3 separate regions of the Homo sapiens genome follow, and regions 1 and 2 are each linked to region 3. The links are chromatin loops, found by intact Hi-C in ENCODE. Cell type or tissue: heart right ventricle. All regions are shown on one strand. Each heading gives the region's core, and the rest is flanking DNA. Links, peaks and the distances in the headings are about the cores only. Region 1 overlaps FBXO38 (F-box protein 38). Region 2 has its middle 74 kb from the start of HTR4. Region 3 overlaps FBXO38-DT (FBXO38 divergent transcript).

Evidence for each region. Hi-C counts contacts between places; a loop is a spot of excess contacts. Peaks named below come from ENCODE experiments on the same cell type or tissue, not always from the same donor. Only the 100,000 strongest peaks of a DNase experiment are listed, where the experiment ranks them.
Region 1: a loop joins it to region 3, with 3.0 times the contacts of the local background. A loop is called at or near these places in 10 of 110 quality-filtered maps.
Region 2: a loop joins it to region 3, with 2.8 times the contacts of the local background. A loop is called at or near these places in 31 of 110 quality-filtered maps.

What each region holds. Positions count from the first base shown.
Region 1 is chr5:148,438,797-148,449,549 of GRCh38, forward strand. FBXO38 (F-box protein 38) reads left to right here. Exons shown (of 22, transcript NM_205836.3): 19 at 851-996; 20 at 1,628-1,731; 21 at 2,328-2,441; 22 at 3,173-4,040. The coding sequence ends at 3,351. Among named protein-coding and RNA genes, the nearest start is that of FBXO38, 60 kb to the left of the region's middle. In heart right ventricle, for the core only: a CTCF peak has its summit at 5,306 (motif pointing right); no DNase peak of the experiment used is centred there; H3K27ac peaks cover 410 bases.
Region 2 is chr5:148,723,418-148,734,170 of GRCh38, forward strand. No RefSeq gene overlaps it. Among named protein-coding and RNA genes, the nearest start is that of HTR4, 74 kb to the left of the region's middle. In heart right ventricle, for the core only: CTCF peaks have their summits at 5,963 (motif pointing left), 7,724 (motif pointing left) and 7,931; DNase peaks (open chromatin) are centred at 7,345 and 7,724; H3K27ac peaks cover 608 bases.
Region 3 is chr5:148,284,448-148,295,200 of GRCh38, forward strand. It overlaps FBXO38-DT (FBXO38 divergent transcript), which reads right to left. Exons shown (of 5, transcript NR_105057.1): 4 at 5,805-6,548. SPINK13 (serine peptidase inhibitor Kazal type 13) reads left to right here. Exons shown (of 5, transcript NM_001040129.3): 5 at 1,553-1,808. The coding sequence ends at 1,601. Among named protein-coding and RNA genes, the nearest start is that of SPINK13, 21 kb to the left of the region's middle. In heart right ventricle, for the core only: a CTCF peak has its summit at 6,325; no DNase peak of the experiment used is centred there.

The DNA of each region.
Region 1 (10,753 bases), core at 2,290-7,289, 150 kb after region 3:
CTGTAAAATTAGAATAATAATGATATACCCAGGATTATTGTGATATTTAATATATGTGAAACTCTAAAACATGTGCTAGTATATAGTAAGCCATCATATAACTACTGTTAGTGTCATTATCATTATTAAGAGTATATTGTATATAAGGTTCTGTGCTTAATGCCAAAAGAGGGTTTAAAGGAAATTTTAAATGCCTCTTTGTAATCAGTGTGTAAGCCTGGCCTCAAAAGAGTCAGTTCATCATATTGTCAAGTGTCTCAAAACTTAAAATATGCTGGGTGCAAATAAAAACACAACACATGATCCTTCCCTCAAGGAGTTTGCCTTCCCAAAAAGGAGACAAACACTTATGCCACGCAGATGGCCGAGTGAGATTTCATAACTAGAGATGGGGGAGGGTATGCCATGAGAAAAAAGCAATGTTATCAAAGGCTCCTAGAAGACAAGAAAATGCATTCTCTCTTAAAGACTGGGCAGCAGTCTCATTTGAATAGGGTATATGTTACTACACATTCACAGTTCTATAATGCAGTCAGTACTTAATAAAGGACATACACAGAAGTGGATTCTGAGTTGACTGACGTCATTTATCTCAATCAGGATTCTCTGGTTTAGTAGGCATTTAAATATAACAGTGAGATATAAATTGCCAAGTTCCCTAGACAGAAGAATTTGCAAAATTATTCCCAGCATGACAGACTGTTTTCAGGTCTGAATGTGACTATTTGATTTTCAAATCAGCCAGAGATTTCAAAACTGAAGGTCCATGGAAAGATTGTTCAAGCTCTCGGAGAGAGATTTCTAAGGCATTCTCTTTGTTGAAGACATCTCTTTATGATGTCTTCCACAGGTGGACACTCTAACTTTGGAGCAGAAGCTATTTAGTGGTCCCTACCCCTATCACATCTGTATTATCCATGAATTCAGTAACCCTCCCAATGTCCGGAATAAGGTGCGCATTCGCAGCTGGATGGACACTATAGCAAACATCAATCAGTAAGTAACTTTGTGGCCCTTAAAGGCCTTTTGAGTCATTTCTCATAGCAGGGACTCCCAGAAGCAAATCCCAATTTTTCTTTATTTTAAATGATTCCATCTAAGCTTTTCAAACAAGCTTATCCTGAAGTTAACGTAAGTAAGAAACTGAGGGAAATGAGGACTTAAAACTAAAAAGCATGTGTATATATTTATGATCTTTAAAACTCAGGTAAAAATTACAAGAACAGATTGCACATGTACTTGTAACATTATTTAGCCTTGGGGCATGAAAAAGAGATCAACTTGAAGAAGATCTTAAGACTATGATATTCTATATCATCAGAAAATTTGACTTTTATAAATTTGTTATATAAATGTTGCATTAAGCACCTTTTGTGTAGAAGACATATGCTTAGAAAGTGACTTTCTTTCCCTGATATGATTTTGAAGATAGTGAAGAAAGTAGTTTTGACCTGACTACACTTGGATTCTCTAGTTTGAGTGTATCCTACTTCCGTTAGGTATTTGATGTTTTGTTTGAGATGTTCGGTAGAATCTGTGTCCGAAACAGTTTTGATGGTTCCTTCCTACCCGACACTAATTATTTCCAGTTTTGTAATTTTTACTTAATTTTTCCTGTTGCTTCCAGAGAGCTCATTAAATATGAATTCTTCCCTGAAGCCACTCGAAGTGAAGAAGACTTAAAGAAATACCCCAAGTACCCCTGGGGGAGAGAAATCTATACTTTAGAAGGTGAGTATTTACAAATGTTTAGAAAGTTAAATAGCCTGTGCAGTACTTACCTCTGTAATCCCAGCGACTCAGGAGGCTGAGGTGGGAGGATCACTTGAGCCCAAGAGTTCAAGACCGGCCTGGGAAACAAAACCTGGCCCTTTCTCATTCACGGATGAATGAATGATCCATCAATCAATTAGTCAAACTGGTTTGGGCTTACAGCAAGCAGTAACCCAAATGTAGAGAATTACACTTTTTAAAAAAAGAAAGTTGAATAGCTATTAACTAGATGACCGAACATGCCTTAGGGAAGATATGAATGGGGGTCCTACAGTTCTTCAAAATATGGATGATTTTAATACCTGCAAGAAGTGGGAGCCAGATGAAGATTGCTTTGCCTGTATGAGTCTTTACTATTTCTAGGACAATCAGAACCAGTGATGAAACATAAAACGTAAACAGAAATTACAAATTAGTTTGATAGCTGGAAATGATTTGAGGACACCTGACTCACTCTCTTTATTTTATATTTTACATTCTGCTTACAAAATACTGCAGAATTTGGCTCTGTCAGCACTCCCACGCCAGTTAGCAATGTTACATTTGTCTTTTAGGTGTTGTGGATGGAGCTCCATATTCCATGATTTCTGACTTCCCTTGGCTGAGGTCATTACGAGCTGCAGAGCCCAACAGCTTCGCTCGATACGACTTTGAAGACGATGAAGAAAGTAATTATGACCTGACTTGACATCTATTCTCTAGTTTAAGTATAGCCTACTGTGTTACATACTTAATATCTTTTTGTGAGTTAGGAGCAGTGCAGTGTTAAATGGTTTCCCATAGAAATAATTTGTATTTACTCACTTCAAAACAGTTCTTTATTTGTGCAGTAGATGTTCAGTGGACTTACTAGGGATATATAAAGGCTGGTAGAAAGGATTCCTTTAGACAGATTTTCCTACAAGATTTTTATATTACCTAAATATTTATAATCTTATTTATTAAATAACTTCAACTATATTGTTTCAAAATTGTTCCAATTGTATTATTCTCCTGCTAGTTATGAGCTGCTTATTGTGTGGAAACTTATAATTTAGGTGTAGAAATTAGGGGAGAAATTTTTGAATGTAGTTTCTCTAAGTGGTAGCATACTTGAATATTTATTGTTAACCAAAGGTTTTTTAAAAATACTTTATAAGGAAATGGATTTTATGAACTACATGTGCATGTGTCTGACTTGCCTTTGGTGCAGTATTTTTACCTTGAGACTTTAAGCATGTATTCTGTCTTAGGCATCAAACATAAGAACAAACTGGTGGTGACCCATTCCTTGACCTATTCATGCATCAGTTACATTATAGTGCAGTATATGGGACTGTCCTATGGACCAGCTTATCAGTGATTTTCCAAATGATTCTGATTATCATATGTATCTCTCCTTTTATTTCTAATTTCAAAGGCACTATCTATGCTCCTAGAAGGAAAGGACAGCTGTCTGCAGACATCTGTATGGAAACAATAGGAGAGGAAATTTCAGAGATGCGTCAGATGAAGAAGGGTGTATTTCAGCGAGTAGTGGCAATTTTTATCCACTATTGTGATGTCAATGGAGAGCCAGTTGAAGATGACTACATTTAATTGGTCCCTCCTCCTTTCCAGCTATTTTGTCAGAAAGCAAGTAGGGCCATCCAGCTGCCAGAGTGCTCCACAGGGACTTGAGGCATGCAGTTGGGAGGTCCTGGCTCGGTTTGCTATATAGGGAATATATAAGGAACATCGAAATTGTATACAAAGATTTGTACATAAAAAATATACAAAGACGCTTCCTAAAGTACCAACTTTATATCATATGTTTATACAATTTAATTTAAAAATTCATTTTAAGGAAGACAGATAATTTGAAAGACTTTTGTTTTTCTTGACTTAATTCATGAAGTATCATTTTTTGACTGAGTCTCCATTTACTTCATTCTTAATGATTATTGTCATCCCTTTAAATCTGTGCCTTTTTCTTCTTGAGCGAAGCTGTTTGAGTAAACCTGTTGAAGAGTGTTTGTGTCTTTTGTGCTTTTTTGTTGTTATTAAAACACCAACTAAACCTTATAGTCAAGACAAGGCTCTATGTTTCTGTACAAAGCTGTAGTTCTTTCTTAGTATTATAGTTGCCATGTTTCTTAAAATCAAGTAAAAAGACTTATGAGCTTAAAAAAAAGTGAGTTTGAGAGGGAAATGGAAAAGTTTCCAGAGTATTTCTAGTAATTTATTTCCACATTGAATTGTGTATATGCTTTATCTTGAATATAAAATAAAAGTTTATTAAAAACTTTTCTCTTGCCTTGGACCTGAATCCCTCTTTTTAAAGAAGAGTAGCAAATACTGCACAGAAAAGCAGTGTATATATAGAGTTGTATCTAAGGTAAGATTCCAGTGTAATCCAATTTCTGATCTCTGAAAGTTTTTAGCTACAAGATGTTCAACTCACATAACTTTTTTTGTTTGTTTTTTTTGGTTTGGTTTTTTTTTTGAGATGGAGTTTCACTCTTGTTGCCCAGGCTGGAGTGCAATGGCATGATCTCGGCTCACTGCAACCTCTGCCTCCCAGGTTCGAGTGATGCTCCTGTCTCAGCCTCCGGAGTAGCTGGGATTATAGGCACCCGCCACTATGCCTAGCTAATTTTTGGTATTTTTTAGTAAAGGCAGGGTTTCACCATGTTGGCCAGGCTGGTCTGGAACTCCTGATCTCAGGTGATCTGCCTGCCTCAGCCTCCCAAAGTACTAGGATTACAGGCAGAGCTCTTTAAGGCAATACTGGGAACAGCAGAATTTTCCAAACTTCTTGTCATCAGGAGATGGCCTTTCTCCCCTTTCAAGGTGAGGAATTAATTGCCCTGATAAGGCAGTGATATACATAGTATTACAGTGTCAAGGGTCGTCAGCAAAAGCTTTAACACCTGCAGAGTCATGGCTTTGTCACTTGCCAGCCAAGTGACCTCAGCAAATTACTTAAACTGAAGGCCTGTGGAACATTTTTATAAATTTTCTCTAGACATGAAATTATGGTCAAAGGTGTAAAGTTTCTTTGAGATTTGTTCAGCCCCTTCATTTACAAGGGCTTAATTGAAGCCCAAGGGGGAAAATTGCTCACTCATAATTAGGACCTGTTTTTAGGCTAGGTAGGACAATAATCCCAATTTCTGATTCCCACTAGGCTGCCTCTGTTTTTCGTGACAGAAATACAAGGATGCCAGCAAGTTTTTCTAACACAAAATATTCCGCGTTAATCAGTGTCTTTCCTTAACGTTCTCTTTTTTTCCCAGGCTCTAAAAATTCTCATTACATTAGGAAGAGTGATTCAATTGGGTACTTCATTCTATTGTCTCCTTATTACATTATTTTTAACTCAGCTAACTTATAATTAGACAAGTGTGTTTCACTATACAGATTACAAGTGTGGTAAGAGGCAGGAAATACAGAATATCCTAGATATTTCAAAGTAATCTGGGATTCCCAACCCTGAGCGAAGACAATCTAACTCTAGGTTTTCACTGTAACCTGTTAACCAAATTATCTAAGTAATGCTTACATTAGCCACAAGAGGCCGCTGCTTTGTAATTTTTGGCTTAGTCATGTCTTTGTCTAACCTAACCTAAACTGTTAGATCAGTGGAAGTACAGCTGGCAGCGCTAAAATCATTCAAAAGTTGCTAAGACTGGAATAGCTGAAAAAAAATCTGGAAGATGCCAACTACGATAGTCACTCTGAATATATATATAATACGAAGGGCTGGAGAGTGATTGCTCTACAGCAAGGGTCAGCAAACTATATAGGTCCAAATGGTAAATATTTTAGGCTCAATGGGCCACATTCTCTGTGGCAACTGCACAACTATTGTGAAAGTCATAGACGATATAAACGAATGGGCATGGCTGTGTTGCAATAAAACTTTATGGACACAAATTTCAATTTCATGTAATTTTCACGTCACAAAATAAAACTTTTTCCACAGCCATTTACTAAAGTAAAACACCATCCTGAAGGCTCATAGACCAGATTTGGCCTCCAGGCCACGGTTTGGCCACACCTGCCATAGAGAACTGAGATATCCTATTCATTCATTTAATTATATCACCAGCTGTTGGTGCAGTGCAGTGCCTGGCACATTTTTTAAAGGCCTTAAAAATACTGCATGGATGATATATAACTTAATATCAGTGAGAGAATTGTGTCTCATTGCCAGGTGTGTAGGTCTAACAGTCTCCCTAAATAATAGCTAGTACCACAATTCTTACAGGGACTTCATATGTAGAATCTGAAGACCTGAGTTCAGTTTTTGACTTCCTCAAACAACTGATGGGAGAGCTGGAGATGGTTGGAACCCCTACCCTTCAGCCTCAGTTTTCTTTTCTGTCAAATGGTAACAACTAATAATATAACCACCCACCCCATAGGGCAGTGGTTAGTTTCCAATAGGAGCCGCCAGTAAACTGGACAGTGTGATGCCAGTGGAGGTAGTATTGCTTCCAGTATAATTTCTTTTATTATCAAAAGAAGTTTGGGTGTTGCCCAGGCTGGAGTGCAGTGGCACGATCTCAGCTTACTGCAACCTCTGCCTCCTGGTTCAAGCGATTCTCCTGCCTCAGCCTCTCAAGTAGTTGGGATTATAGGCACCCGCCACCATGCCAGGCTAATTTTTGTATTGTTAGTAGAGACGGGGTTTTGCCATGTTGACCAGTCTGGTCTTAGACTCCTGACCTCAGGTGATCCACCCGCTCGGCTTCCCAAAGTGATGGGATTACAAGCGTGAGCCACCGCGCCCAGCCAAGTTTGGTTTTGTTTGTTTTTTGTGGCGGGGGGGGCGGGGGGCGGGTGCTGTGTGGGGTTTTTTTGGACTCATCTTTCCATAACCTGTTCCTCATACCATATTCCAGGATAGTAGGAAACAGAACTGGTGAGGCTGTTGAGAAAGAGGAAATCATGACAGTATGAAAGCTAGCATTTTTAAAAGTGATCATTACTAAGTGCTTTCCATACCTCCTGCAATAACACTTTAAATGTATGATCAATATGTTCCTACTTTACTGGTGAGAAAACTCGGTTTTAGAAGGTTACATAACTTGCTCAAAAGCACACATCTAGGAATTGATGGGAGCAGGATGCTGTCAAAGGATGACATCCTGCAGGATGAGTCCAAAGCCTGTGCAACTTGGGCAGTTTCTTGGTCCTTCATAATGAGAGGAGGCCCATATAAGGGTGGGCCTGCCCTAATAGGGAACCTGCCAAGTCAACTTACTGCTGCCACTTAAATTGAAACCACTCCAGCTATGTTTAGCACAGTCCCAGAAAAACAGAGGCTGATTTTCTGATGCGGGAGATGTCCCATTTACACATGGGAGGCAGGTAGAATGCAAAAGAACACTGCAATCCATACAATGTCTATAGCAAGAAATGGATACGCAGCAGCTAAAAAAAACTATATGTGTTAATGTGAAATGATGTTTAGAGTACACTGTTGAAAACGCAAGTAGCAGATTATTATATACCAACATCATTTTATTTACATATAAGAAAAAAAGCCATATGTTATACATGTACATTTATACATATGTAAATGCATAGAAAATTACATTTGAATTACATAAGCCAAGTGAAAAAAGCATTTACTTCTGGGGAGGGGGGTAGCATTGAGTTGGAGTCAAGGGGTATTTTCTTGTATGTATTAATATATATAACAAATTTTTACAGTGGAAATGGATTGCATAAATACATCATTTATGTAACCTATTATTTATATAGTCTAAAAATGTATAATTTATATATTTAGAAATAAAATAAACTTAAGAAGGAAGCACTTTGTTAGAATTGAGAAATCTGAATGTTTTCAGTCCTCTGACTTCAGCCTCATATCAGCTCTTGTTCTTGGACAAATCACTTTCCCTGACAAAGTCTTTCCTCTTCTGTAAAATGAAGTCAACAATCCCTCTTTATATACTGTTATGAGAGACTTAGAGATCTTATAAAAGTGCAGAGAAACTGCACAAAGCTTGCAATGGTAGGCTGATGCTTAATGAGACCAATGGGAGCATATCCAAATAGTGTTCCAGGTTCCGACCAAGAAATATGGGGAAGGCAAACTGCCTTTTTCAGGGGCCACTCCTACTATGAGCAGCCTCTCTGATGGCCTGGAATATAAAGGACCAATGCTTTCTTTGACTCACATCTTGTTCTCACAGTCTATTGCTGGTTATTCAGTAATCCCAGGTTGCTGAATACTAGACAGACTATAAAAGATCAGTGCAGAGGGCCTTTCCTGTTGATCAATAATTTACCAGAGTCTTCCATGGTTTAAAGATGGAAGTTGAGGCTCAGGGAGAGGAAGCAAGAGCAAAGGAAAACAAGAAAGCAAATGAGTGGCAGAGTTCAAACTGGAATAGGCATTCCAGAGTTCCTCTTCGGGTCCCAGGCTGATGTGGAAAGGAAAATTCTTAAGCAACATTGTTCATTGCTCTCTCCTAGCAGTGTCTAACAGGTGAAGGTGGAATACATACATCCCCATAATGACCACAGTTGCACATGCTTAGGACTGTGGGCCTCATTTAGAATAAGACTGCCTGGGTTTGCATTTCAAATCCACACTTCCCAGGTCTGCTACCTTGAGCTAGTCGCCAGATGTCTTAGCTGAGGTTTGCTCAGCTGTAAAGTGGGGGTAATTTTCATTCTAATCTTGTAAGGATTTCATAAGGATTAAATGAAATAGTTCATATAAAGCACTGACCACAATGCCTAGCAGAAAAAAAAAACTCATTAAATGTCAGTTTCTCTTATTGCTATTTTATTATTATTTTTATTAACAAAGATATAGATCTGGGGCAAACTGAAAGAAAAGGTAAAGAAGGAGAAACCTAATCTGAATCCACTGTAACAGTAGTTAAAAATGTATGCAGTTTCTTATCCCTTCTCTCCATGTTTCCAAAAGTGTAGAATGCAGCTTGTAGCTAAATCACAATAACTCCTAAAGCTTGGAAGCTTCTCTTTTGTAAATTCTCTTTTGACCCTCCCAATTAACTGAAAGAGCCCCAAGCAAGAGGTAGGGCATTTCTAACAACTCTCCAACATTCACTTGTCTCCCTTTTAAACACAGAAACAGAGGTTGCACTTTGATCACTGGCATCTAGTTAAAACTCATTAGCCTTTTTTTCTATTTTGAGTACTGATATAATGTTCCCTTCAAAAATAAATTTAGGTAAGTGAAAACTTGAATGGACTTAAATAAGGATATTAAATAGGTAACAGAACAGGCAGAACACATTTGATAAAAATCCTAACAGTGGCCCTCAGATGACCCATGTTGGAGCACTTACAACAATCGTACAAACTCAGAAATTATCTCTATTTTGTAGATGAGACAGGTGAAGTTAAGTGTTGGGTAAGGCCCAAAGCAATGCGTTGTTCATACTTAGGACTTCAAATCCATTCCTGAATTGTTTGACTTCAAACCAAATATTCAGCCTCAGTTTTCTAAATTAGATGGAAAAGAGATTACAAATTTTGGCCAGAAGAGGTAAATGCATTAGTCTTTTTTTCCTTCCTAGACTAGATGTTACAAGATTTTGACCACAGCAAAGTGAAGAGACAAAAAGAGAGGAGTGACAACGTTTTCTCACCAGAGAGATCCAATACCAAAGAGATAAGTGGGTAGACAGCACAGCACCAAGAAGACATTATTTTTGTTCTTGCTTGAAGACAATATTAAAGGCAGTGTAGTTATATCCACTCCCCAGCCCCTCCCTAGGTCCCCTCCCTCATCCACCCCATGCCCACCCCCGCCCCCCCACCACTCTCCAGCTAGACAGCAATTTGCATCAGGACAGAGCAAGTTAGCAGCACGAAGTGGAAATGTTGGCAAGACAAGAGGGTGGGGCCTCAGAAGGAAAAGGTTTTTTTACAAGCATATACTTGGGTATCAGTTTAAGAAGTTGGTTTTTATTTCTTTTGCTTTCTAGCAGTTAATGGTGAAGGCTAGAATGGTGCATCCCTCTCTGGTTTCAGAGCTGAAGAGTCTTGCAGCCTGGAGAGTCAAGTGGAGAGGAGGCACAGTGAACTTCCTTTGTCCCAGACATGGGGATAGTCTGCTTGTAGCATTTATCAACTCCAGTGATTGTCAAGGCCAATCTGTTAGATATGTCTGCAGCACATCATCCTCTTCCTCAGATGCTTCTCTTCTTGACACGGCAGGCTTCCTGGAAGAGGGTGGCCTTCTTAGAGAAGAGGGCAAGGTATACGTCTCCTCCTTCCTTGGATAAGCTATAAGTCTTCTCTTTCTGAGTCTTTCATACACATGCTAAATTACCTGGATTCCTAGACAAGGCTAGTAGCTGCTCACACAGAACAAGTCTGACCCTGTCCTGTAAATCACCAATGTTGGCATTTGAGGAATCACTCACAGCATCCCAGCCCTAGTCCAAAGTGGTAGCAAAGCAAGCTTGTAAGGCTCTCCTCTGCAAAGGAGACCAGTTTCTTGACAATGACAAGGAGTACTATTCTTGCAATTGCTGTCTTTCCCTGGTCCAGGGTGCCTGTGACCTCTACAGACACCAATCATGGGCTGGCTCACAAGCACATCTAGAGAGTTAAGAAGAGTCCTGTGATGTAGTGAGATCTCATTTTCCTCCCTATGTTGTAATCTTTGTGTCTCTATTGAATCCAAGTTCCCATTTAATATGGAAGACCTGCCACTGAGAAATAATATTTTACATAAGCAGATATGCTTACTAAGCTCCTGGGAAAGAAATATTTCATAAGGGAGAAATCCTACTGTAGTTATGTATATGTGTATGCATGTATGTATTAAGTAGTAGATCCTGCCAACAATGGTGGCATTAAACAAAAGTTTACCAGCTACCTCAAAGCACTATTATCTGGTTCTTATTATCCCTGTTTTAGTCCTTCCCTAAGAAATGCTTTGTTGTTGGAGGGGAAGAGAGCCATTTTCAGAAAGGAGAACTGTGGACTTCCAAATTCACTAATCTTTGCTTTTTCCATG
Region 2 (10,753 bases), core at 3,468-8,467, 440 kb after region 3:
TCAAATAACTCAGTTTCTATTTTAACTGGCTTTTTCATATTCAACAACAAAAATTTTGAGCAATTCAAAAATGCACTTATGCATGAACCAAAGATAGAGTGATCTCATGATATAAAATCAAATTTCTATCCTGAGTGTTACATCCCTCACTTAAAAGCTAAAAACTTTCAATGTTTTCAAGTCCAGGTCCTAATTTAATAGATAGAGTCAATTAAACCTCTCAAAATGTCACTTGGAGAATGGAATTCGCAAGATAACACTTCTTGCTGAAGCATAATACATCAGTATCAGAAATATAACTTGCACTAGTATTCAACATTTGTTTAAAAAATGCCATATTCTGAGGCTTTTCATTATGATAGCTGAGCTCGCTGCATTTTTTCCCCAAGAAAAGTAAAAAACGTGACAGAGAGAAGCACCCAGACTGTGCCAGGACATACTTACTCAAGAATGTCTTCTAAAAGAAAAGTGAAATGAATAGAAAAGTAAGTCTATGCCTCCAGATACCCCTACATCATGAAACCACAAAGCAATTCTGGCTCAAGACCACTCGTGAAGTATTTTGACATTTGCTCCTTCTCCGGAAAACAGAAAAGTATTTTTGAAGTTATAATACACTTCTGCAGTTCAACAAGGAATAACAGAATCTCATAGTTGAAAATATCATGAACAATTTGACCTGGGGCCAGGAAGATAGGAAATGTAAGGCAGGAATGGCCAATAAAGAGAAGCATCCTAGGCCCGGTGAGGAGTTGGTCCCCCAGAATTGGGCAGAAGGCTTGCAGCTAATTCAATCCAGCCTTGGCAGGCTCAGATAGCCAAGGACAGCATGAGCGTGTGCACAGCAGCTATTCTGCGTCATGAGAATGGTAGCATCACAGTCTCAAGTTGCTCTATTAAGTTTGAAGCACAACTCCAGTAGGATCAAATAAGCCAAATGTATGAGGAATCAGGGTCACAGACAGATTAGAACTCACTGCCAGGCTCCGTATCTGGTAGAGTTGCAGTAACAAGCTCAGAAAAGCAAGGCACAAATGAAGTCCTGATGACTTGAAATTCATGACCCACGTGAACAAGAAATGCCCATTGACATTATTCACTTTGGCACAAGGTAGCAAAACCACTTACAGCCCACACAGCTGGTGAGGATGGAGTTCCTGTTACACTGAGAGGCTAGAACTGAGGCAGGTATTGGGAATAGATGTAGTTGTGAGCAAGTCCTAAAATCAGGGAAACCCAGAGTAATAATAGCTAACATCTACTGAGGGTCTACTATGTGCCAGACTTTGCACTGGATCTTTATATGAATTATCTTTTACTATTATCATTACCACCACTAACTATGAAGCATTTACTGAACATATGTTATGTGCCAAGTATTTTTCTATGTATTTTATCTGCATTATCTAATTTAGTCCTTACAACAACTGTATGTGCTAAATATTTCGTATTTCAATTCTTACATAAAGAAATTCTGAAAAATAACTGACTAACTTGTCCCTGATTCAATACCTTGCTCCCAGGTCACACAGATGAACAAGTGACAGAGCTGGGATTTTAATCCAGGCATCCTGAATCTGGAGTCCCAATCACTGCCTCATGATCTCATTGAACCCCTAGGAGTAGCTCTTGCTATATGCAATTTACAGTTGATGAAATAGACTCATTGAGGCTGCATGATTTGCCAAGGACATCAAGAACCTTCTGGTGTCCTCATTTAATCAACCCAGAAGGATCTTGCCTTGGATCACCCATTAAGAAAGTGCCAAGGGCACAGTGAATTTGTGTGTTCCCATCTCAAAGGTAAGGATGGGCTACTTACACTAAACGGTTTCCTCATCTGCTGCACAAGTCTCTCAGTTTTTGCCTCTGGTTACCTCTTTCATTTTCTGGCCATCTCATAAAATCTAGAATACAACTTTTTTCTGTCATTCTTCCTTTCTTCTCTCTCTTCATTCCTAGCAAGTGAATCTCACCACATATAAATCTTAATCCAGAGAGATACTCCCTGAAACTCAGTGAAGTCAGCCTGGGAGGTTTCAGGAAGACAGTAAGGGCAAATGAATCTCTAAATTACTTGTATTAATCAAATTCCTCCTAAATTTCCTCACTTCATTGTTTTCCCACATGACCACACCGGCTTAGAGCCAGATCCTTTCCTTAGCACAATTCGTGACACCTGATAGTCTTAAGAGTTGCTTGATCTAAGACAATAAGTTACTGCTCTGCTGTAGAAAACCGGGTAGCATTTAACTGGTGGAAAGAAAAAGGGGTGGGCAGTAGTGAGCCGGAACTATTTATGAAGCTCCAAATTGGACTTGACATGGCTGGAAGAAGGCAGGAAGAAAAGAGGGCAGAAAGCACAGGAAGAAGAGTCACCATAGTTTTCATGTGAATAAATATTAGAGCAGCTCGCTAAGGACACAGGTGATTACTTCCGTCATTTCTCAGCATATAGACCAGCAGGTGCAGATAAGGAGCATGTCCCTGTGGGAGGCTCAAGGTGCTGCAGTGGAAGTACTAGCATTTTGCAAATAGCCCGGAGTATGCAGGATGCTGGGCATGCATCACCTCATGTCGTTCTCACAAGAGCACTGCCAAAGTGGCTCCTAAATAAAAATGACACAAACGGCTATACACTGAGAAGTAACTTTCCTGTCTTTGTCCCTGTCTAACGCCATTCCCGTGCTTAACCTTTAATGGGAGCCATTTGATTTGTCCCTCATTTATCCCTCTGATTTTTTTTTTTTTTTTTGAGACAGAGTTTCACTCTTGTTGCCCAGGTTAGAGTGCGATGGCATGATCTTGGCTCACCACAACCTCCGCCCCCGAGGTTCAAGTGATTCTCCTGCCTCAGCCTCCCGAGTAGCTGGGACTACAGGCATAAGCCACCACGCCCAGCTAATTTTTGTATTTTTAGTAGGGATGGGGTTTCTTCATGCTGATCAGGCTGGTCTCGAACTCCTGACCTCAGGGAATCCGCCCGCCTCGGCCTTCCAGAGTGCTGGGATTGCAGGCGTGAGCCACTGCACCCAGCTGATTTTTTTTTTAAATTTTGTTTGTTTTGTTTTTGTAGATACAAACAAATGAAATTATATAGTCTTATTTTTACCCAGGAGCAGTAGTATTATCCATGCTCTGTACTCACAGGGAAACCAAAGTTCAGATAAATTAACTGTTTCTTCCTCTGGGCTGGTCTGTGGCTGATGCAGAATCCTCCTGCTCCTGGAGTTGCTGCTGGCAACAGGATCCAGCCTGAAGATCAAGGATCAAGGGACACAGCTGAGAGTCACTGTAGATTCTGAATTCAGAGTTGCTGCTTGAGTTAGCAAATTGGAAGCCCTGAAAAATGCCATTCCCCTTTCCTGTGGTGCTAAGAAATCAAAGATCTAAGCTTTTGCACCACTAATGCCTGAAGCTGGAGGTTTTCATGAACCATTCAATGGGTGTCTTTATGAAAGCTTCCTAGAAAGAAAGGCTGAGGTATGTGTGCTTGGGGTAAGGTTGTCAGATAAAATACAGGGTGCCCAGTTAAATTTGAATGTCAGATAAGCAGTGAGTAATTTTTTATTATAAGTGTGCTTTGCAACACATTTGAATGTGTTTGAGGATGATGATGATGATAATGATGATGAGCTAAATCTGACGGCCCCAGCATAGGGAGGTGTTGAACATTGGCCTTTAGTCCTCTAAGGAACAGCTGGCCTCAGATCTGAGGGGCTGATGGGTTCCTAAAGTTTTGGGTAAATTGGGATCTAACCCTTTATATTAATAAGTCCTAAAATAGAAGTCTTGACTTCTAGGTTTCATAAACCTTAAGAATAGAGAAGACGGAGAACCTTCATTATTTCTGGAAATACGGCTTTTTGAGAGTTTTCTCAACCTCAATTAAACTGCCACAAAAGGGCCTGAGTATAGCAACTGTAGCCTAACCTAGCTAGTGCTGTGTTGGCATTTCTCGGAATTGTTTGTTGTTATTAATTTAGCAGGTGTAAAATGATTTATTTTACTTTGGTTTCACTTTCTTGATTATTTCATGAGCTAATATAAAATCATTGCATGATTGATTTCTGTTTCTTTACTATTCGTGTTTCTTCACCATTTGCACTCTTCTGTGTTTCTATTTGTGCTCCCCTTCATATAGAAAATAAACCCTTTTATCCATTTATGTCTAATTTTAAATGAGCTCATCACAGATTATTATAGATATTAGACTGTCATATTTGATGAAAAACATTTTCTGTCTTGCTTCTTATCCCTTAATTTTAATTTTTAATTTACAGATGTTTAATGTTTATTCACATGAGTATATCAATATTATTTCCTTTGTAGTTGTTTCTATTTACTTCAAAGCAATAGAAATTTGTCATCCCTGTATTCATCTTATAAAAGTTTTACTTTCTACTTGTCTTTCTATGCTTAAGAAAAATCAATTAACTCTTTAATCTAGTGATTCTCAAAGAGTGGTTTGAGCATCACCTGCACCAGATTACCTGTTTTGTTTGTTTGTTTGTTTGTTTTAACGCCCATCCCCATTACCCTTGGAAGACCTTAGTAATCAAAGTTATTCCAAAGGACCATGAAAACATGTATTTTTAACCACCTTCTAGGTGATTCTTCTGCATCTGAAGCTTGCAAATCACTTCTTTAAGCCATATGAAATTACTAGACATCTTTGTTTTCAAGCAATAAGTTGACTCGAGATAAGCAAAAATAATATTTGTTGGAAAAATTGGGAGAGTGGATGTAATTGAAGTAAAACCTGAGGAGCTTGGCTTGGAGATGGAAAGATCACGCAGCTCCGGCAGACCTGAAAAGAATACAGGAGTGAAATGAAGGAACACTCACTGTCCTCGACCCATCTCCACCCCCACTCCTCAGGATGTAAGCTCCATGGGAACAGGGATCTCTGCCAGAGCAGGTGCTCAATGAGTGTTTTTTCTTGTTGTTGCTCCATTCACAGCCCCTTGAAACTGTCTCCAATTGTCCTGACTTCGGCGACAGCCACCTTGTGACCAGAAAAGGGCAGAGAATTTATAGTCCCACCCACACTGCATATACAGAAGAGGTTATCTCCCAAAGGAAATTAAATTTATCACCACAGGAAGGAAGCAACATCTTCAGTGGGTTAAAAACAATTATCTAGTGTATCATCATATAAAATATGGCTCTAAGATAATTTTTTCCCAAATGGTTTGCCAATTATTCCCCAAATCGCTTATTCATTCATCAGTTTTTCAATATTTCTTATACTGAGTACTTTACTTAACATGGGTCACACGGCAACAGCCAGTTACATCTATATTGAGATTTGTATTTTTATTCCATACACCTGGAACTGGAGGTTAATAACATTAAATTCACTTCATTTAAGATACCAGGTTTTCCCATTACCTTTTAGAAACCATTAAAAGATTAAATAGGCTGTTCCTTGTGCTACCTACTTGGTTTCATTTTCTCCAAATATGCTTCTAGTTTTAATAACCTTATTCTTTGAATTGCAGGCATCTTGCATTTCCCTCTAGGACTAAAAGTATGTTTGTTTAGCAATGGAACTCACTCTGCTTTTTTTCTCTGTCTTTAGGTATAATCCACACAGAAATCAATCATGCAATTAAAAATTTTCTTCTTTGAACTTCTCAATAACAGTGATCTCAATCTTTTTCATGTGAGTTTATTTTAGGAGATATAAAGCCACAGAAAACCAAAGAGGAAAGCTCTAGCAATATGTACCCATAATTTCTCAAGGTTCTTTAGCATTCAAGGGAGGCTTTCTGCTTAATAGCCAAATAATTCTATCTAAACCCCCATTCAATATTTTATCAATTTATTGTATAATAGCTATATTTTATCCTCCTTCTTACTCCTGAGAATTCTCAGGAAATAGTTCACACAATAACAAATCCACCTTGATTATCATTGGCCATCTCTTACTCTGAACCACTGCTGTAGGCCCCTCTGCTGGTCACCTCTCACAACTGTTTCTCAGGATCTTTTTGCAAGATGTTCTCAAAGAACACAGCCCAAGGGACACAGCCCCTGTCTTGGTATAGCCCATGCCAGAAGAACACAGACCTTTTCCTAATTCTCCTTAACCCAGCACATGCTAAGCTGTGAGGTCTGATGTCTACTGAAATATTGATAATAATGCAAGGAAAATGAAAATTTGTAACTGATACGAGATAGAACCACTCCTATGATCCATAGGTCTGAGAGTGTTTTTCCTCCTTCCTTCCTTTCAAGAACTGGCTCATCTCCCCCATGAGAATTTTATTGTCTTTTTTGCCCATTGAGTCCAAACTCTTACCTGCTTCAGCCCCAGAGGAATGAAAAAGCAAACCTACCCCCTTCCCTAATTTAAGGCCCAATTTATTTCTTTGATAGAATAAATCACAATAAAAACATATCCTTTCCACTATTCTGGGCTCCAGACAAGGCCACTAGAAAGTATAGTTCTCTACATATGTTCATCTGACTGGGGGACACAGAACACTTTAATCCACAGTGAACTAAACCACACCAGCTGCAGATCATGTTTACAGCTCAGCTGAAACAAAACATCAGATCTGCCTGCTGCCTGTTGGGAGGAATCAGGTCTTAGGAAGATCTATCAATATTTAAGCCAACATATTTCCCAAGAGAAAACAGTGATTTTTCTGGGATAGCCCAAACTAAATCTACATGAAGAAAATAAAACATCTCTTCTTGTAAGGACACAGTCATATCAAGGATACTCCCAATTTGTATTACTAACAGAGCACATAACTTACATCCTGATCTGAAAACTTTAGCAGGATTTTACTGACATCGTGGGTTCAGAGCTTCCCTGAGTGGAGGGAAAAGCAGGCATCTGTCTTACATGTATGTGATGTAATGTGTCGCCAAAGACTTAAGGCTAGGAAAGCAGTCCAGGAGGGCAAAATAAGCCTTGAATTCCCTGGTGAAGCATGATGAGTGATGTACAGAGGAATTTGGTAAACAGCAGGCTGAAAGTTTATGCTGGCAAATGTTACCTCCAGCAGCAAGACCCAGTATGAGAGACAAATGAAACATCCTTGGCAGCAAAGGCAGGTTTCTATTATCTTTGTTGTAAGGAGGCTTATCCTTGGGTCACAAAAGTCTGTCCAGGGTAATGATTCAGAATGCCATAGGGAGCTGCCAACAGCAAGGGCTGAAGGGAGGATTTGATTCATCTCTTGCTGGTATTGCTTCTCTTGCGGTTTCAATGCTAGAAGTGAAGTATCAGTGACAAGAGCTTGCTCTCCTGGAGAGGTGTTCAGAAGGCACAGGAGCCAGCAAGGTGGGCTCCATTTCAGGTCTTCACCATTTATGAGCTGGGCGGCTGTAACTCTGGGCGAGGTGTTTCAAATTTCTACCTGCCAGCTGGAAAATAGCACAGCGAATGGAGGATCTGGGCATGCTTTACTAGTTTTCAAGCTTGGATGACGGGGGGATTGGCAAAAGTGAACACCTAAGGGGAGATGGATACAGATGGCAAGACAGAGAATCACGGGACCCCTTTTACAAATGAGTAGCCCCCAACTGTCAGATAATTTGAGCTCGGTTTCCCTGCAGTTTGTCCTTTTCAGATTTTTTTGTAAAAGTTTAAAGGAGCTCCAGCACAATTCATTTGACAATAGTAACTATTTACTGTGACTACTTCCAATTGTGGCCAAGATCTGCCCTCTAGTGGTCTGACAATTGCAATGCCTCTTACTATTACATTGTTGAACTTGGTAATTTTCAACGGTCGGGCGACCCCTGTTGTCATAATAGTCGTATCTCAGTATGTTGAGCTAAAAGAAACTTCAAAAATCATCTGGTCTGTTTCTTTTCATAACTAATTCCTCCCAAAAATGCACCTGGCTCTTGCTTTAACACCCAACTCCACGTAAAGATAGCAGAGCAAAACAGGATCACAGAAACTTCTTTCCCCACCTGATGAAATGGTTATTTTTTAAGCCAAATAATACATTAGCGGCTAGAGAGGAAAGGGTACTGCTTGAATCATAAGGTTTGGCATCCATGAAAAGAAAGATTCTGATATGACTGGTACAACTTCTAAGGCCAGCCCTTCTCCCAAAAGCAAAGGTAGTCAACGAAATACTGAGAATTCAAAAGAATATGCTTTAATTAAAAAATAAATAGAAAGCCACACCCACCTCTGAAACTGATTCTTTGGTGAGGAGAAGACACGATAGTTCCAGATAAAGTGAGAAAGACATCAAGGAGAATCCATCCGCGTCATTTTACAGAAACTACAAACAAAACTGCTCCCTGTTAAGCATGAGCAAAATGAAAAGAAACAGTACAAAATTATGCAAATCTGCTACTACAAAATAAGTAGTAAGCAAGAAAAAGGCAAAACAAAACCAAAACCAAAAACCCTCAGGAAGAAAATAAAACTCAAAGGTGAAGTGCAAGTTCTTTTTGAACGCTTAATTACAGAGAAGAGTTCATTAAGAATATCAATTCAGTAAAACAGTACCTCTAAGATAAATTATAAAATAAAGAAGATGGAAGAAGACATTGTGGAGCTAAGAAAAATTGAAAAACAAAACAATGAGTTATAAATGTAATAAGTTATAAATTGCAAAGGAGAGAAAAATGTAGCTGCAAATGTCATGGAGAGATGGCTGGGGACAGTCATAGAAAATGCAGGATGAAAAGACAAAGCAATTAAAATAAAGGTAGATACAGAGAGAAAAAATTATCCAACGTGAAGACAACTGACATCCTTAGAGTACAAGGAAAGAAAAAAGAGAATTCAAAGATATAACCTAAAAAGTTTTCTGAAAAGAAGAACGGTATTAATGGATAAAAAAGAGGACAATTATGTCAAGAGAAATTGATACAGAATGGTCTAAATTGGGAAATTTCCTGGTTAAACTGTTAAGTGTTAAGAATCCAGAAAAAAATTTGACATTTAGGCAGAAAACGGCAAGTCAGCCCCTATAGGGGGAAAAAGTCAAGTGGTTTCAAGGCTTTGCCATGGCAACTCCAGTACCAAGGGACATGGAGTAATGACCACCAACTTCTGAGAGAAACAACATGATTCAAAAATATTGTACCAAGCTAGGGTGTCACCAAGCATGGAGATAAAGGGCAGATATTTTTTGACACGCAAGAGCTCGGGAAATATAATACTCATGAACTCTTTTTGAAACAAAACCAAACTACACACAACTGGCAAGTAATCCCATCGAACAAGAGATGAAAAATAATAAAGAACTCGAGTGAAAAAGCTGTGATGAAAAGAACTCATGTGGAACACCATGTTTATTTAATTTCACAGCTAAGGCTAATCCTGTGTGGCCTTGAAGGTAGTATAAGGGAATGTATCATTAAGTCCTAACAAAGTGAAAATAATATAAGCAAAACCTGGAAAAGAGTGAGATGAAAGGAAGAGTAAACAGTAATTATCTTATCTTTTGTAACAGGGGTCAGCAAATGACAGCCTGTGGGCCAAATGTGGCCCACTTCCTGTTTTTGTAAATAAACATTTATTGAAACACAACTACATTCATTCATTTACGTATTGTCTCTGGCTGCTTTCACGCTGTAATAGCAGAGCTGAACAGTTGTGACCAAGTTCTTTTAGCCCACAAAGCCTAAAATATTTACTACCTGACCCTTTGCAGGAAACATTTGCCGAGAGAGAAAAGCTCATTAAGAATATGAATTCCGTAAAACAATACCTCTAAGATAAATTATAAAATAAAGAAGATGAAAGAAGGCATTGCAGAGCTAAGAAAAATGGAAAAACGAAACAATGAGTTATGTTTTGTAACACTATTTTACAACACTGAGACAATCTATAATAACTAAAATTGAAATGTGTGGCTCAAAAAATGAGTCCGTTTTTAAAAATGCTTCAGTAATGTCTTTAACTTTAGAGGGATCTCTACTGAGGACGTTTTTATCCAACAGGATGTGTACATATACAGGCACAGAGAGATGTCTAAAGTAATATTCATCAAAAGTACTTGTTACTCCCACATGGTAAAATATGGAGTAATGTGTTGCTTTTGTGTTGGTGTAGTGTCTGATTTTTTTGTAATGAGCATGTATAATTCTTTAGAAAACAGTAAGAGTAATTCAAGTGATTAATTACTCTTAAAAATAAAAAGGCCAGTCGATTTCATCTTCAACCCAGCTTTCCTAAGAACAGTCAACCTGTTATTTGGGAGCTTCCTCAGGCCCCCTTCTCTTCACCTCAAAATTTTGGTATGAATTTTGGAAATGTGATTGGAGGATTCCTGTATATTCCATAATTAAGCGTCGGGGAGTTTTCTTTCTTCATTTCCTAGATTTGCCATCAATGTGGATTAAGAATTACTTGGAACAGCAGAGGGCGCCCTGCTCCATGTTTATAGGAATGTAATGTAAGTACCTGACCAGTACTGCCGTTTGGAACTTGTGTGAATGAAAGCCAGTAAGTGATCGCCTGTAGGACTCAGTTTCCCCATCTCCCACACCTTTCTTCTGCCAACCCATCCCCCACACTGCAGAACAGATCATGCCGCCCTTCTGACAGCAACCCTTCTGTGACTTCCCTTTGCACTCAGAATAAATTCTCAACTCCTTAACTAAGGCAGAAGAGGCCCCCACACGATCCCGCTCCTGCCATCTCACTCCATGCTCCACATTACACTTGATACCTCCACTACGCTGGCATTTAGTCAGTGTCTAGACCATATTGAGCTCTTTCCCATCTCTGGGCCTTTGCATTTGCTGTTTCCTCTGCTGAGCA
Region 3 (10,753 bases), core at 3,318-8,317:
AAAACCGTTCAGTAACATTGTAGCCAATAGGAGCACAGTTCATATCAAACATATCTTATTCTGGAACACAGAAAATTAATTCCAATGGCAGGAATGGTGCAGTGACATGCATATTTGCTTAATTCTCCATATGACCTGAATGTATAAACTTAATTTTCATGCCATTTCTATATCTCGGGGCAAGAAGAATAGTCCTAATGCTCTTTTGAACAATAGGAGGAGAAGGGTAATTCCTTGGTCTCTGCTCTTGGCAGTGTTTTGAGGAAAAAGCCCTGGCAAATTGGACTCACTGCTCTCAGAGATATCTGCCACTTGTGAACAACGTAAAATCTTTGAAAAACAATGATGAATCCAAGACTTGGCTAGAATTTATAGAGTCATATTCTCTGTCCTTAATGAATCCCTCAAGCCTACTCAGCCTAGCACTCTGGTAATATATGCTAGGAAAAGAGAACATTACATGAAACAGTCCATACTCTTAAAAAGCTTGTGGTCTTATTTGACAAAAAGAACATATGCATGCAAAGTTGATGAGAATAGAAAGCAACCTTGGTTTTGTTGGACAAAAATGATGTTTTAATACGTTTTGAAATCATTGATAGAATTTACCCACAAATGCAGATTTCAAACTTGCTTAGTGATACTAAGCAAGGATTTCTCAGGCAATAAATAAGCAACAGCTGCCTCCTAGTAGCTCCCTGTTCAAATGGAGATCATGTGTTCCAAACAACCATAGTTCTTCCTCTCTCTTTTGTGATGGAAGTGGCTCACATCACTTACTTATATTACCCACTAGGCTCCAAGCATTTATGTTTGCAATTCCTGAACCAAATAAGTGCATTAGATATATATCAAAGGTGAACCTGATTATAGGGGTTGGTGTGGGAAGTCTCTTGAAGAACGAGAGGGCTAAAGGAGTTTTAAAGAAATGGAACACAAAAAAGAAAATGGATTGTTCAATCTACACAGTGCCAACTGTTTGGGAAAACACTTGGAATCAAATAAGTGTGCAGTGTCTTTAGAGATGTAATACAAATATGATGCTGAAAGGAACATTATGTATTTAGAGAATAGTAATATGTAAAGATGGAAAATAATGCAGAGGCTAGTCTTTTGTGAAACATAAATACCCAAGTAAGGGGAATAGACTACAATCAATGGACAGTGTGAAAACAGTGAAAAATTTGAGCACAGAGCAAATTGCGTGAATTATGCATAGCATTATTGCTGTGGTTATCTTTTACCTCTTGGTAAAAAAAAATCTGGTATTTCTATGTTGAATGGAAAGGTATTGAGATGGGAATGGGTTAGGGGATGAAAAACTCTACATAAAAAATGTCATAGGACACCTTTTGAATAATCAAGACATGGAGAAAGAATGTACAAATTATAGTGGTAACAAACAAAAATGAAAAAAAAAAAGAAGGATGTAAAGGGAATTTAAAAGCAGCTCCCTTTTCAGGACCTCTTTTAGAAGATAAGGAAAAGTACATTCAATACCAATGTTCACTTTCCTTATGATACTAATCTTCTTTTTTTCTCTTCTCTTTAGGGAATTTCATTATCGTATAAAATTTGAAAAATATGGAAAATGTGATTAATGGGTACCAGAGTAACTACACTTGCTTATTCTTTTTCTACTTAATTCAGAATAGTATTTCTTTTAGAGTGTGAGAATGTAAATTAAATAACATCCCTATGCTGTACTTAAATGTCGAACAAAATGAGAGACAAAAATGAAGGAATCAAACTGACAAGAACCAAATATCACATTTGTTACAAATAAACAACAAAAGAGCTGATATTCATTTCTGTGTATTGATTGTTTTAAGTCATCTTACTCCCATTTTGGGTAGTTTAAATTCTCTTCACCAGTTGGGCTTAACACTACCTAAAATTATACTTACCACCAATTGCAGGCCTATCTGCAGAATTAAACCCTACCCCACTAATATAATTAAAAGACATGGAGCAAAAGAGAAAATATCCTTCCTACAAAAGACAGAGTCCAAAGGAAGGAATCACTGAGTTACTCAGGTCTAGTGCTACTTTTCACCGTTCACAAATGGATGTTATACTTTCTGTGGTTGGAGAAGTAAAATACCATGGAGAGAGGAAGAGTATTAGGCTACTGGATGATTCCTACTCAAAGAAAGAAAGGACACTGGTATGGAAATAAGGAGACATGAATTTTGCCCTCAATTTTGCCACTGATTAACTATAATTTTGGGTCACATTCACTATCAGTGTCTCTGGCCATAGTGGCTTTAAATTTTTCTTGGTTCCACTTACTGTTTTGTTTATACAAAATAGTAAGTCATCCACTTTACTGGTATCTAGCCTTATATATATTGAATATCCTGATGAAATACACTATGGCTCCTCCATTTGTTAGCAAGATTGGGATTTGAAAATCCACTATAGGTTTACATCAGATAGTAGAAATATTCTGGCAATAACAATGAGTGTTGTTAGTAGCTAGTATGGGAACTAATGATTAAAAAAGTCAAATAGAGTAGGCATGTTTTGCTGATGTCTCTATATCCAGTCATCTATATTCTAGAAACTAAAATTCAATTATCTTTTTGTGATTACCCCAACCCTCAAGGTTGTGTCTTCATTTGTGTTAACTTCATCATGATCTGGGGTGGAACACATAATCTGGGCCTATGCACATCTACCAATGGAAGTCCCTTGGTCACAGACATTAGTGCAGGCAACAGCACATGACGTAAAACAGATCCATTGATATTCTGGTCCTTACTTAGAAATCCTAAGAGAAAGATTATCAGTCTTTTTTCCTGTAATGTGTTTCCTCAGAGCCACAGGCAGCAATCTTGTAAGAACAAATGGGAGCCCGTTTAAGAATGAAGTTAAAGAGCAGAGCAAACAGAAACAAGAGATACAGGGAAAATATATTCTGATGGCATCGATTTTCTGTCTCCAGCCATGCCATGCCTAAATTAGATCTACTCTTTGACTTTTCTTTTATAGGTAATAATACATTTCCTCTTCTCTTACACGGTTGGCATCATGTTTTCTGTTCTCTGAGATAAGCCAAATGATAAATTAAAGAACAATGTATCAAAGGAAAACAGACTCCCTAGATTTTTCACTTTTGCAAAGATCCTTTCCTAAAGCCTATTTGTATTGGAAACCAGAGCCTTTTCCCTGGTTACAAAGGCAGTATAGGCATCCAAGCCCAGACATTTTTTAATATACATAAAATGTTAACATCTAACTTCAACATAATAAAAGTCATATATGAGAGACCCACCACTAGTATCATACTGAACAGGGAAAAACTAAAAGCCTTTCCTCTAAGTCTGGAACAAGACAAGGATGCCCACTTTCACCACTGTTATTGGACATAGTGCTGAAAGTCCTAGCTAGAGCAATCAGACAAGATAAAGAAATAAAGAACATCCAAATTTTTTAAAAAGTTAACTACTTACAAGTTGAATATATATTGCATGGTTACAGAAAGTCATCTTCTGCAAAAAGAAAGGTTCAAAATCTGTATACTCTATTAGAGAGCTCATAATCAGGACAACAGAGCCTTTTTTGTCCAAGGAGAATAGAAGACCAGCTCGACCGCTGCCTGTGTGGAGTTTTGGCAAGCAGCCTTGTCTTAATCATATCACATTCTCTTACAATTTTGTGCTTCTTCTCCCCAGTCCTTCTTTCCATGGCTGTCTTCCCTCATGAATATTTCCACTGCGTTCTACAGATATTTTGTGTTGTTTACCAAATGCTACTTGCACCTCCTTGCCCCTGCTGACTCGGGTGTTTCCCCCAAGGACACTCTTGACTTTGGAATAGTGAGAATAGGGGATGCCCATTCTCCTCCAGGGTTGTGGAGAAGACTGGAATCATCTTGATTTTCTGAGGCAGCTTTCAGGCCATCATTTATCTGCCCTGCTGGAAAAGCAATGTTAAGGCACATGCCAGGTGAATCGCTAACGATGCCTCATCTCTGCTGTCTAGACACTGGTCATACCCCCATAAGTAATTCAGGCCTTTTGGCCTCTAACAGACACAGCCTTTCTTGACAACATTCATGTCATTGTCCTAGGAAGCTTCTATGTCCACGTAGTTTATTCATCCAAACCTCTGGCCTCACATTTTCTTAGTCCAGACATTTTAAATGTCAGCCATGGTATGCTTGAGTATGTTTATATGTTTGTGATACACATTTGTGCCATTCTAATTTAAGATTCATTTCTAGTCTAAGAGTTCATGACACAGAGAGCTTTCAAGGCACTCAACACCTCTAGGATCAGTACTGGTGGATAAATTTTACTTATGAAGGAAATGCTCTCCCCCTAACAGAAAATAATGTCTGTTCTTGAAAACTGTAAAGGATGCTACCCCAGTGAGTGTCCGTGGGCAGAGGAGGTTTTCTCAGGGCTAAGTGTGGCACTGAGGTGCAGTGAGCTGAGGGATGGACATGGAGCACTGAGGCTTAGGTTCACTTCCTCCTGCCACATATGTGACTTCCATTCCTTGAGTAGCCCCTTCTCTAACTTTAATGCCACTTTTTACACCTAATGTATGGGATTCCTGCAAACACTAAAGAGAATGTTTGGGAAAATGCCTTTTATAGAGATGGGTGTGTAATATCACTCACTACATTTTACATTATTAATAATTGGTTTATTGCCATACATATAACCATATATATAACTATATATAAATATATATATATATGTACATGGCCATTCTTTTCATACACTCAACTCATTTCAAATGGATTCCAGGCTAAAGTAAAATATGTATCTAACAATGCCCTGAGATGCAGTAGAGACAGCTGCATTTACGGGCTTACCTGAGGTGGGAGAAGTTTTCTTCTCTTCTCTCATTTATATTAACAAATGCAAACAAACACTTCAAGGCACAACCTGAAGTGTACTAAAGGATGTTTTGGTGGTAAGGTGACTTTCCCTGGGTGTTAAAAATATCATATTCTTCCTTGTTATGAATTCACTTAAGAAACTATAGGATAAAAGACACAAGTTTAAAAATATCTTTTGTATCCTCTTCATTCATTGGTTGTGAAATTATGCATGTCAAGCATTTTACTGAATGTTTTTCATGTTATTTCATTTAATCCTCACAACAAAATTATGTTACACATGATGCATCTCCACTTTGCATGTTCAACATATATTTAATGAATATGTATCAATCAACTTATAAATTCTGATCTCTGATGAAGATCCAAGGGGAATTTAAAGATAGTATCATCATCAACATGGAAGAGAAACACAAATAACTAAGGATAAAACATAAGAAGAATAGCAACTTCTATTTTGACTGCTTTGTAGTTGAATGACTTATTAGACATCTAGGCCAAATTGCCCTCTAAATATCTAGATCTGGGAATCAGAATTAGGATGGTGCTGACAAAAAGTTTAGAAGTCATCAGTGGATAGGTATTGGAGCAGAAAAGGTAAACTAAGACCTCCAACCCCTCCCCCCTCCCCCAACACACATACACATATACACATAGCTGTGGCCTTTTAACTCATTTCCTGGGTAAAGCCCATATTCATTAGGATAGAATAGTGGCCACATGTTAATAAAAGGAAGAAGAAGAGCCAAGCATTTTTGGGGATTACGTATGTTTTTGAGCAGAAGAGAGTGAGTTGATATCATTTGATCCCCTAGTTCCAGCATACCTAATGCTCACTCCATCTCATCCTATTCCAATTATATCATTGTATTACTCCGTTCTTTCACTGCTATAAAAAAAATACCTGAGACTGCATAATTTATAAAGAAAAGAAGTTTAATTGGCTCACGGTTCTGCAGGCTGTGCAGGAAGCATAGGGGCTTCTGCTTCTGGGGAGGCCTCAGGAAGTTTCCAATCATGGCAAAAGGCAAAGGGGGAGAGAGGTGCCTCACGTGGTGGGAGCAGGAGAAGAGAGAGAGAGAGGTGAGGTGCCACACACCTTGAAACAACCAGATCTCATGAGGACTCACCATCGTGACGACAGCACCAAGGTGGATTGCGTTACACCATGAGAAACCACCCACATGATCCCATCACCTCCCACCAGGACCCACCTCCAACTGGCACTGGGGATTACAATTCTACATGAGATTTGGGCGGGGACACAAATCCAAACCATATCAATCAGTCAATAAATTATTTTACTTTTTGGTTTAATCTGGTTATAATTCGTCACTTATAATGGGAAGATCTTGACTAATATAGAGGAATGAGATCATTATTATGTATGAAGACTGCAGAGAATAAAAAGTGAAGAAACTCTCTTCCTTTGGCTCCCTTGTGCCCTGGAACATTACCTGTTACTACATCTAGATGGCAGCCTCATTCTTCTGTCTTGCCTTATTTAACTAGTTCTTTATTTCACTAGAAGGGTCCAGAGAGCTGTGCCTAACTACATTCTCCATCAGCTTTCCAGTTAAACACACAGTCCAGTTCTGCTGGCAATAGAGACCCTCACCTTCTTTCATCTCCTCCCTCTTTTCTTTTGTGTCCCCCTGGTCAGTAGGTTCCATCAGGATGGCTCTCTCTGGAGCTGGAAAGAAAGAGTTTCAGGTTTTTCCAGTTTCAAAAAGTAAAGCAGCTTCTAAAATACAGACATTTGTGTTAATATTGGCTGTCTATTATAGCCTAACACTATTTCATTATTTAGTCTATGTCTCTGCTTTACACAAAATAACAAAAACAAAAATGAAATCTTCTCCAAAGAGAGATGGAGAGGAACAATCCTGTATTACCACAGAACACAAAGAAAAATATCAAAGAAAATTGTATCCTTTCTTTTTCTCTCTTCAAAATATAGAGCTCACAATTATTCTATTGTAGTAGGAAAACAAACATGCAAAGTCTAGAAATCCCTGATTTATAAATGTCTTCACTATTGTGTGAAAATCCTGTGCTGGTTGAAAGACAAACATGAACACAAACGTAAAAGCAAGGACATTTAGAGGGGGCTCTGGGTGTGAGCTGATAATGGAAATAATCATGCGAGGTTCCAGATGAGAACACAAGTGTTCCATTACAGGAACGGGCAGTGTGACACTAAGGCACAGCACATGGGCAGAGATAGAGCTGTAACAATAATTAGCCCAGGTTCAGGGAACACATGTACCATGCCAAGTGCCATAGCATGTTTTATGTGCCTTGTTTCAATTGATCCTCTCCACAGTCTTATAAGCCTAATACCATTATCACCCCCATACTACAAATGAGGGAACTAAACTCACACAAGGTAAGTAAACTATGTAATCTTGTAGTTCATGAAGAAGGACTGAGATTCAAACCCAAATTATCCTGCTTCTAACCACAACCTTGTGTTGTCAAACCCAAATGGAACCAGAAAAAAAGAGGACAGGGAGCGGTGATTATAAGAGATTTTCAAAAAAGTACAGATGCATATCTTCTTAAAAATATTAGTCTCTTCTTTAAGAAAGTATTCTGCCTAGATGTAATAATGAATTAATAGTAGTTTCAACAATTTAAGGACATTGAGCAAGAGCCTGACTCCTCTAGATAAAAGTGCAGAACATAGTTTATCTCTAACCACTAGGACAGCTTCCTCATATCCTCATCTGCCCCCTGATTTTGCAGACCCTTGCTCTTCAGAGTGTGGGTAAGGGCCAGCATTGGGAGCTGTTACCAATGCAGAATTACAGATCTCACCTCAGACCTACTGGGTCGGATTCTGCATTGTAGCAAGATCTGCAGGGCACTTGATCTGCAGGGCGCATTGCAGTTTGAGAAGAATCGGTTTAGACCCCTTAGAGCAATTTTTCAGAAAAATGAGTGGATTATTAAAAAATGGCTTTGTTTTTTCCCTGAAAGACGCAGATACTTCCAAGATATTGTGTAGCTTGTTGTTAATGACTCTGAGAAAGATTTACTTCAGCATCTTTAATGGTTAGCAGTCAATGGTTAAAAAAACAAGCTCTAAATCCAAACAGTCTGAATTCAAACCTCAACTCCACCACATATTATTTAAGTGACCTCCAGCAAGTCATTAAACTTAACTCCTCTGTGCCTTAACTTTCTCGTGTGAAATAAACTGCCCTTGGTACATAGGGACTACATAAGGACTTGTTTTTATTATTACTATTGCTTTACAATGATATCATTATTATTTTATTATCCTTATTGTTATCATCACCATCATCATAATTATCATTGCTCTGTTACTTTCTCTTGCTACAGATAGGAAAATTTACATTACCTGGGAGAAAAACAACCTTGATAGGAGGTGTAAATCAATTTTATTTGAAGCCACTGAATGAAAAAATATAGCTGCTCAGATCTCATAAGACATCATTCTCTTCTTTGAATCTTACAATTACTATGATTCAACTATGACTTCAGGCAAATGATCCTGATCTTATCTTTTCTATGACCTCAGCTCCAGTTCTAGAGCTCCAGTCTCCTGCTAGACCCTGTATCTGAATTTTCTACCATCATCTTACAATATAGAGATCTAAAACTCAAACAAGCATCTCTCACCACAGGCCAGCTCCTCTTCCCTATTTCAGGCCATGGAGCTTCATTTTCCCAGTCATGAGGCTGAACAATTTTGCTCTTTCTTTGTCCCTCCATGGCTCCACCTATGACCATATAATCGTCAAACTCTCTATTGAAGTTCTTAAACCATTTGTGTTTGAGGATCATTTTTTCAAAAACTTTCAAGCCATCAAAGGCCAATATTTGTATAAAAGACAATAAAATGGATCACTAGAAAATGAAATAATAAAAAGTCAAAGAAAATATAAGACCAAAATTTTTTATCACATTCAGATATTAAAATCAATTTCAATAAATTCAGTAAGTACAAATACAGGGAAAGAAAAAAATGAGAAAACTGAACTCATTTATAGAAAGTATGCATACAGGTGATCAATATATCTAGTTATTACATTCATAATTTTTGCTTTTCTGCAATTATAAATAGAGTAAAATAGCAATTTTACATATGAAACACCTATATGAGTACTTTGAAAGAACATGCTCTTGTAACTGTTAAAAGATTTAGTGTACTTCTTAATTATTAACTCATCTAATTTATTGGTATCAATGCTGCCTCCAGAAGAGTCTATATATTTAAACTCTTTCTGTGTTGTTTTGCTTAAATAATGCTCATGTTTGAAAAGCAAATCTCACAGGAAATATGTATGTTAAATTTAGAAAATACATGTTAAAGCAATTTCAGCAAGCTCAGGATATTCTATTTTAACTGTTAGATGATATTAAGAAAGTGATACTGTATTTGCAAAATTAATCTTCAATCTCATTAGTATTCAGTTCTAAAAAAAGTGGTATAAAATTACAGTTAATAAATTACAACTGATGAAAGAAATAGATTCTGGTTCTGTAAAGTTTTTATTTATAAGTATTCTTTTGAGAGAAAATAAAATTTGAATTGGAAACAAATGTGTAAGGTTTTGCTGCTAACTTTTCACAGATGTTTAATATCAAAATTACCACTACCACTTATTGCTAATTGTTGAATCATTTACATATGTCATAAGAACTTGTAGAAACTGTTCATCCAAGCATCTAACTTTTATTTTTGTTGTTAGTTCATGAAAAACGTTCTACATTCTTTCCTTGAATGGAAGTATTAAAATCATTAAAAATACTGAAGATATCAGACAAGTAAATAAGCATGGCTCATTCATATCCTTAAAAGTCTGAGATCAAACTGGTTTCAAAACTTGCCATAACAGGACATTTGTGTGGTAGTTGAAATATTTAACAGAGCATTTCTACTTAAAAGCTATAAAAGACAGTAACTATTGTTCAGATCAGCATCCATAATATTACATAATAAAGATAATAGTATTCAAGAAGTAATGCTGTAACCTTATGTAATTCAGTTTTTAATGTCATTAAGAACACTTTAGTTCAACTGCTTTTCTTTTCCATAGTGAGACTTTCTCCATGAAGGTAATAGTGATTTATATTCTAGTACGAGTTCTTTCATCTAGGCAACCACTTTAGCATGTTTTCTTGTCATCATAGGTTCAGTATCAAAGTATATAACTATGCAAAACTTCAGTTTAAGACCATATTTGCTTACAATGTAATCTTTCAGAATTTTAGGTAGCTCAGAGTTAATCACATTTGTTGCCAAAGAGGAAAAAAATAAATCTTCCTTCATATTTACATCACCATGTGTAAATTACACAAGTGCTAGTCAAGTTACAGTGGAAGATGTTTCAGCAGCTTCACTTATTCTATGAATTAATATTTTATACCACATGTCAGCACGCTATGGTGTTACTAGAAACTGATAGTTGAGCAACCATCTTTGCCAAAAATTCACCCAATATTTCCAAGTAAACATCTTTGATCCAGTCTCTCACTGATGTCTCAGCAAATGTATATGCTTATACTGATCTGAGCAACCTGTAGTGACATTTAATAAGAAGCCCACAAAGCACTAATACACTTATGTGAAACTTTAAACTTTTTTTTTTTTTTTTTTTTGAGAGGGAGTCTCGCTGTCTCTCAGGCTGGAGTGCAGTGGCGCGACCTCGGCTCACTGCAAGCTCCGCCTCCTGGGTTCACGCCATTCTCCTGCCTCAGCCTCCCGAGTAGCTGGGACTACAGGTGCCCGCCACCACGCCCGGCTAATTTTTTTTTTTTTTTTTTTTTTGTATTTTTAGTAGAGACGGGGTTTCACCGTGTTAGCCAGGATGGTCTCGATCTCCTGACCTCGTGATCTGCTCGCCTCGGCCTCCCAAAGTGCTGGCA